2 separate regions of the Homo sapiens genome follow, and region 2 is linked to region 1. The links are chromatin contacts, found by Hi-C or POLR2A ChIA-PET in ENCODE. All regions are on one chromosome and are shown on one strand. Each heading gives the region's core, a stretch centred on a gene start or an enhancer-like site at or near the end of the contact. The rest is flanking DNA. Distances are from core to core; before and after follow the strand shown.

Region 1 (3,546 bases), core at 650-3,149:
AAACCTGAGGGGGAGTTTTGTCATCAAAATACATAAGGAGTAATCTTTTAAAAACTCTGAAACAAAGAGCAAATAATTTAAAGAAATCTCGGCCAAGCAAGGTGGTTCATGCTTGTAATTCTAGCGCATTGAAAGTTTGAGGCGGGAGGACAGCTTGAAGCCAGGAGTTCAAGACCAGCCTGGGCAACATAGTAAGACTCCTCTCTAAAAAGCAAAAATAAAAAAAATTAACTGGATATAGTGGTGGGTGCCTATATTCCCAGCTACTTGGGAGGCTGAGGCACGAGGATCACTTGAGTCCAGAAGTCTGAGGTTGCAGTGAGCCATGATCGTACCACTGCACTCCAGCCTGAGTGACAGGCTGACAGAGTGGGACGCTGTCTCAGAAAAAAAAAGAAAAGAAAAAGAAAAAATAAAGAAATCTCATTCTACTTTACTTACCACACACATATGTTCATATCATGTGTTAAACATTGTCTTTTAAAAAATAGCTTAGGGCCAGATGTGTTGCCTCAGGCCTGTAATCCCAGTACTTTGGGAGGCCAAGGTGGAAGAACTGCTTGAGGTCAAGAGTTAGAGACCAGCCTGGGCAACATACTGAGACTCTGTCTCTATTTCAAAACAAGCAAACAGCTTAGAAAATCATTTTCTTTAACTCTTACCTCTGATGCTTTTAATTATGTGTTCTCTTATGGTGATTGGCTGGGGTTAAAATATTCTGTAGCATTGCTTTGCATCATAGCCCCAGAGAAAATGAAAGGGGAAGAAGGAGTTAGCTTCCCTTTTCCCCGCTGTTCTGCCTGCTTCCTGTTTCAGAAAAATTAAAATAAGGTGTGAACAGCCACTTTCTCTTGAACATATTCTTCCATATATACTGGGGTAGGGTGAGGCATGTATTTGTGGGGGCTGGAGGATGGCCTCTGTTACAAAATTTCCTATGGACATTCCTTATCTACACTAGTGGGGAACAATGAAAATTACTTGTACAATGAACATCACTTATACAGGACGCGTATTACGGTACATTCTAATTTTTAAAAATATCAACTCACATAAAGAGGAGGCCAACCCTGACTTATCTCATGGGCAAGCTGTATGGCACAAATGAAATTACTAATGTGAAAGTGTTCGGTCAACTCTAAAGGTCCTTACAAGTTTGTGGGTTTTTTTTTTTTTTCAGACAGAGTTTTGCTCTTCTTGCCCAGGCTAGAGTGCAATGGCATGATCTCGGCTCACCGCAACCTTCACCTCCTGGGTTCAAGCGATTCTCCTGCCTCATCCTCCGGAGTAGCTGGGATTACAGACGCCCGCCACCACGCCCAGCTAATTTTGCATTTTTAAGGGAGACAGGGTTTCTCCATGTTGGTCAGGCTGGTTTCGAACTCCCAACCTCAGGTGATCCGCCCACCTCAGCCTCCCAAAATACTGGAATTACAGGTGTGAGCCACCACGCCTGGCCACGTTTGAGGTCTTTTTAATGATTAGAAATTTCTTATACTCTGGCATCTGTAGAATCCATTCAAAGCCATAAATTTCTGCTTCTTTCCCACACCTGGTGGGAGAAATGGGGGAATAGGCCCACAAATCGCCTTGGCTTTTGTGGTCTCCCAGTATGCTCTTTTGCATGGACAGAAAAATGAGGGAAATGCTTTTACCTTCATCAAACCTATTGGAAATGGTTAAGTTTCCCTTCTTTTGACTAAAACAAAACTAAAAACCACAAGAAACCTACTCAAGATTGGCTCATATGAATCACATCCTGTGTGGAACCCTGTCCTGTGTCAATGACACTTAGACACAGAGCAAAGAAGGGAGAGGGTGGGTCACTGTTTCTAAATGCAACGAAGGGCACTTTCATTAAAGCACTAAGGCTGCATGCTCAACAGGTTTAGCATGACTCAGCAAGATGGGTCACTGAACACCATCCACCCAAGGGCAAATGAGCTTGTCCAATCACATGACCTACAAGATCAGGGGATAGCAAACCAGACCTATGGTTTGCTGAACAGCCTGCACAAGCCAGTCCCGTTACATACAGAACAGTCAGAGGAGAAGGTCACCGCCAGGGCAGTGGAGACCACTGCGGATCCTCTTCTCAACACTGCTCTACCATGTTACCTTGTGTCTAGTTGTGTGTCTGCCAACCACTTCTACAGAAGGTGCTGAGGCAAACCTCCTCAAAGGTTCTGATTTGGATCTTCCATTTGGAGAAGACTTTGAGTCTGTCCATATTCGTGGCTTTTTTTTCTTGCACTGGGAACTGATGCATTGCAGACACAAATGAGCCCAATGTATTTTAAGCGAGAAAAAGTTCCCACCCTCACCACCAATTACACCCTTGTCATTTTTTTCTTGTTCTAGTACCTACGTGTGATTTAGTACTTTCCGAGCATTCCATTCTTTCTGAAAGCATAAGCACTAATATGTGTAATTTGCTTGCCTTGTCATTCTGAAATCTTTTAATGCATACAGTTCAGACATCCTGTTTGTTTAATATGAGCAATGCCAACTTTATTTACTGTAATAAATGTACTTCTTTATTCTTCTGGAAAAAAAGGGAAATTAATTGAAAAAGACACATTTAAGCTATTCCAGTGTGTAATACAGAGGCTGCTGGTAAAATATAATACAATGTCAGGGAATTCCACAATCTTGTTTGCTTTTTGGTTTCATTTTCATATTTTTCTTAAATATGGCATTGCTACAGTACAAAGTAGAAGAACATATTTTAGTGTCTGATTCACAGTCTCTTTACTAACTTTGGAACTTTAAAACCTGGGCAACTCTGATAGTGAGAGGGTTCAAGAAAATTGACATATGTGGTGAAATGTACTTTTGTGGCCTAGCTTTGCGTTTCAGAGCTGTTATACAGTCAGATTTTTTTAAATGAATATCTGCAACTGTTCCAACAATTCTGGTTTATGAAAATGTTGCTGGTTTTGCATAGGAACTTCATAACCTGCATGATATTACTCATGGGTATTTGTGGGTTTTGCTTTAGATATGGAAAGGACGCCTCTTGGCAAACATATTTTTTCTTTTGCTTCTCAGAGGTTTTGTATTCAGCTCAAAAATCCCCAGTATCTGTTTCCTTAGGTTCATGGGCTCCTTTAAACTTTACATTTGTATTTCTATTTTTTTTTCCAGTCAACTTCATGGATGTTTTGGAACGTCCTTTGTGCAAATTCACTCCCCAATGTTGCAGAGAGATTTTGCTTCCTTTTACCCTCTTCCAGTTGATTTTCTTTTCTTTTTTTTTCTTTTTTTTGAGACAGAGTCTCATTGTCATCCAGGCCAGAGTGCAGTGGCACGATCTCAGCTCACTGCAACCTCCGCCTCCCGGGTTCAAGCGATTCTCCTGCCTCAGCCTCCTGAGTAACTGGGATTACAGGCATGCGCCACCACCATGCCCGGCTTATTTTTGGATTTTTAGTAGAGACGGGGTTTCACCATGTTGGCCAGGCTAGTGTCGAATGTCTGACCTCAAGTGATCCGCCTGCCTTGGCCTCTCAAAGTGCTGGGATTACAGGCATGAGCCACTGTGCC
Region 2 (4,011 bases), core at 1,271-3,770, 2.2 Mb before region 1:
GCATACATTCTAAAGGAACAAGTGAATTTTAGAAATGTCTGTGGTATAGTGTAGTGGTTAAAAGCTTGGGTTCTGAAATCAGTCTGACCCCTGGTTCAAATTCTAGCTTTGCCATATACTAGAGGTGTTATTTTGGGCAAATTACTTAACCTCTCTGAGTAGAGTTTCCTCATCTGTAAAAGTGAAACTAAAATCCCACGTACTTATATTACTGAGATAATACAGGTAACAGAAAGCATAGTACCTATAGAACACATGGTAACAAATGCTAGTTATTACATTCAGTTCAAGGGTGCAGTACACAAGGGGCTAGGTATCAGGTGTTTAGGGGACAGTCAGAAATGAATCATATATGAGCCCTAATTCTTCAGGAACTGGGGGAGATGGCCTTGTAAACAAGTCACTGTAGTATTATCTAGAATGGAAGAAGTGCCAACTGAAGTACAAGCAAGGTGCTGTGGGTGCATAAAGCAAGTGATGCCAACTTTGGGGAAGTTAGGGCTAATTTTGTAAAGCATTTGCCATTTGAGCTGAGGGTGTATTGCCAGGCCTAGAATGATGAGTAGGGCTTTTATGGGTGGAGAGTGGAGGAGAGTAGATTGTGGGCTGAAGAAAAGCACAGGGTTAATGGCAGGGTGTGGTGGGAGAGAAGGCTGGATAGATGATTTGTGGTTATATTTTGGAGGGTTTTTCACACACAAGTGTTCAGACTATATTCTCATGGCCAATGGGGAACCAAAGCAGGTGTTTGGTGTGAGCTGTGTTTCGCAATAATGTTTTGAAAGATGTATTAGAGAGGCAGGAGTCCAATTACAAGGATGTTTCAGAAATTCAGGTGAGTGATGAAGACATTTGGAGAACAGAGTCAGAGGGGATTAAAAGGAGATAGAAGACAGACAATTCGAAACTAGGTGCCAAAGACAATGTTCATGCTATTACTTGAGAGAGAGAAAATACAGGAGGAGAAGGTATGGGATAAATTGGATATTCCAGCAATGGGGTGGGCTAATGGGTCTTGTGAACTCAAAGATTAGTGCGAGATCTATCCGGCAGTTGGAAATTCAGTTCTGAAAGAAGGAAGCTAACATTTTATTGTGTACCCACTGTGTCTCAGGTTTTATGCTAAGCACCTTTGCAAATTATTTATTGGGAGCAGTTTTTTTTTTTTTTTTTTTTTTTGAGACAAAGTTTCGCTCTTGTTGCCCAGGCTCAAGTGCAGTGGCGCGATCTCAGCTCACTGCAACCTCTGCCCCCTTCCCCCACCACCTCCGTTTCAAGCGATTCTCCTGCCTCAGCCTCCCGAGTAGCTGGGATTACAGGTGCCCGCCACCACGCCCGGCTAATTTTTGTATTTTTAGTAGAGATGGGGTTTCACCATGTTGACCAGGCTGGTCTCAAACTCCTGACTTCAGGAGATCCACCTCGGCCTCCCAAAGTGCTGGGATTACAGACATGAGCCACCATGCCTGGCTGGAAATAGTATTTTTAAGATGAAAAAGTAGGGGCTCAGAAGAGACGTGATATTTAAACATCAACTTTAATTTTAAAGCACTTCTCATTTTTATCTTTTCTCTTTAAGCTCAGAAGAATGGATAAATGAGTGAGTACCAGAGGCAGCGAGCAGGCTGCTCTCTGGGACACTTTTCATCAGTTTCCACCTCAGGGTTTCACTATGAGGAGGGAATAGCTCTTTAACTGTGTGGTTCTCCTTGTTACCTGAAGAGTGTCAAGGGAGTTTCATTCTCCATTTTATTTCTCAAGTTCTAATATTCCTTTCCCTTCGGAGCTGCTTGAAGGTTAATGTCCTTTAAGATTTTTCTCTCTTGCTTCTGATGAAATGGAAACATTTGTTTTGGAGTGGGTAAAAACTTAATAAGTCTTGTTTTAGTTCAATTGGAGAGGCCAAAGGGGCAGAGAGAATGTTGCTCTTTTCCTTAATGGTGTCCCCTTTATTAGATAATGAAATGTGTAATCCTTATGCCAAGCTCATGGATGCAGATAAAAATTAAGTCTGATCAGACTTTGAATGCCTTTTAAGGAATTTTTGTTATTACAAAAACCCCAGCACACACACATACACACACACGCACACATGCACACATAGGCAAAAGCCCTTCCCCATATTACTTTCATTTTCCATTCTTGCAGTCTCTCTTCCTAGAGATAATTGCTATGGACAATTTTATGTTTATCTTATTTAAATGTTTCTGACACCTGGGACCTTGGGAATAATTAGGCAAAGTAGCTAGAATTTGACCTTTTTCCTTTTCACCTAGGTATTTGATATCAGGGTTTATTACTAAGATTTCATCAATATGGGTTCTTCCTTTTTTTTTTTTTTAAGGCAGGGTCTCACTCTGCTGTCCAGGCTCGAGTGCAGTGGCATGATCTCGGCTCACTGTACCTTCTGCCTCCTGAGCTGAAACAATCCTCTCACATCAGCTTCCTTAGCAGCTGGGACTACAGGTGTGCACCACCACGCCTGGCTAATTTTTGTGTTTTCTGTACAGATGGGGTTTTGCCATGTTACTCAGGCTTGGGTTCTTATTTTTGACTGTGGTTTTGAAAGCCCCATAAATATAAAATATAACTTACTTTAAATGCTGTTAGGTCACCTTTCAAATCACCAACATACCTAGGGTTATAATTTAAAGACCTTGTGCATCTCATTTGTTGCTAAACCAGTTCTGTTAGTTAATTTATTACACAAGTTTGCCAGTTAACTGCAACAGTGGGCAAAAAGCTTCTTTTTCTTTTTTTTCTTTTTTTAGACAGTCTTACTCTGTAGTCCATGCTAGAGTGCAGTGGCATGATTATAGCTTACTGCAGCCTCAAACTCCTGGGCTCGAGCGATCTTCCCACCTTAGTCTCCCAACACAGGTTCATGCCACCACGTCTAGCTAATTAAAGCAATTTTTTTTCAAGAGTTGGGGTCTTGCTATATTGTCCAGGTGGGTTTTGAACTCCCAGATTTAAGTGATCCTCCTGCCACAACCTCCCAAAGGGCTGGGATTATAGGCATGAACCACCTTGGCTGGCTGGCTGGCTGGCTGGCTTGCTTTCTTTCTCTCTCTTTCTTTCATTCTTTCATTCTTTTTATTCTTTTTATTCTTTTTTTGAGACAGAGTCTCGCTCTGTCATCCAGGCTGGAGTGCAGTGGTGTGACCTCGGCTTACTGCAACCTTCACCTCCTGGGTTCAAGCGATTCTCCTGCCTCAGCCTCCTCAGTAGCTGGGACTACAGGTATGTGCCACCACACCTGGCTAATTTTTGTATTTTTAGTAGAGACAAGGTTTAGCCTTGTTGGCCGGGCTGGTGTCGAATTCCTGACCTCAGGTGATCCAGCTGCCTCGGCCTCCCAAAGTGCTGGGATTACAGGCGTGAGCCACCACACCTGGCCCTTTCTCTCTCTCTCTCTTTTTTTTTTTTTTTTTAAGAGGAGGAAGGGCACAGAAGAACTGAGAATAGAAATTAACATAGGCCAATTTTAGTTTGGTAACTATATTAATCTGTTAACTACTTCATATGTTGAATGCTCATATAAATGTGCTGTGCTAAGTTTCTGTACAGAATCATGGGGTAAATGAGTAGACTGGATATATCTTGTCCATTAAGAGTTCTCTCATGGTACTGTTTAAGGACATGGGCTTTGGAGCCCAACAGACTTGTGTTCAAGCCAGTCTTGCCAGTAACTTGCTGTATGGTTTGGACAAGTTATTTAACCTCTCTGTTTCCTTAAATGAGGTAGATGGTTTCTGTGTTATAGGCTTATAACATAGGATCAAAGAGATGGTGCATGTAAAGTGTCTGGCACCAATTGAGTACTAAATAAATATTAACAATTTTTTCTTTTTTTGTTGGAGAGAGGGTCTCGCTCTATTGCCAAGGCTGAAGTGTAGTGGCACAATCTCCATCTTCTGGGCTCAAGCAATTCTCCCATCTCAGTCTCCTGAGGAGCTGGAACTACAGTTGTGTGCCACCACACCTGGCTAATTTTTAAATTTTTTGTAG

What was found. A loop is a pair of places that touch in the nucleus more often than their neighbours do. ChIA-PET counts read pairs that join two places held with the same protein, here RNA polymerase II (POLR2A). Pooled maps may share reads with other maps.
Region 2: a pooled map shows a loop between it and region 1 (13-fold over the local background). The contact joins two enhancer-like sites. A Hi-C loop is called at or near these places in 1 of 37 single-sample maps with no recorded cell type and 3 of 50 pooled maps. POLR2A ChIA-PET finds 5 or more read pairs at or near these places in 1 of 52 experiments (T-cell).

Annotation. Positions count from the first base shown.
Region 1 is chr14:61,661,029-61,664,574 of GRCh38, reverse strand. No RefSeq gene overlaps it. Among named protein-coding and RNA genes, the nearest start is that of HIF1A, 33 kb to the left of the region's middle. Within about 2 kb of position 1,899, at least 18 of the 41 ENCODE cell types and tissues checked have a DNase peak (open chromatin) inside an H3K27ac peak, as active enhancers do.
Region 2 is chr14:63,866,805-63,870,815 of GRCh38, reverse strand. All of the region lies in intron 1 of SYNE2 (spectrin repeat containing nuclear envelope protein 2), which reads right to left. Among named protein-coding and RNA genes, the nearest start is that of SYNE2, 16 kb to the right of the region's middle. RefSeq lists enhancers at 2,612-2,661, 2,782-2,831. Within about 2 kb of position 2,520, at least 6 of the 41 ENCODE cell types and tissues checked have a DNase peak (open chromatin) inside an H3K27ac peak, as active enhancers do.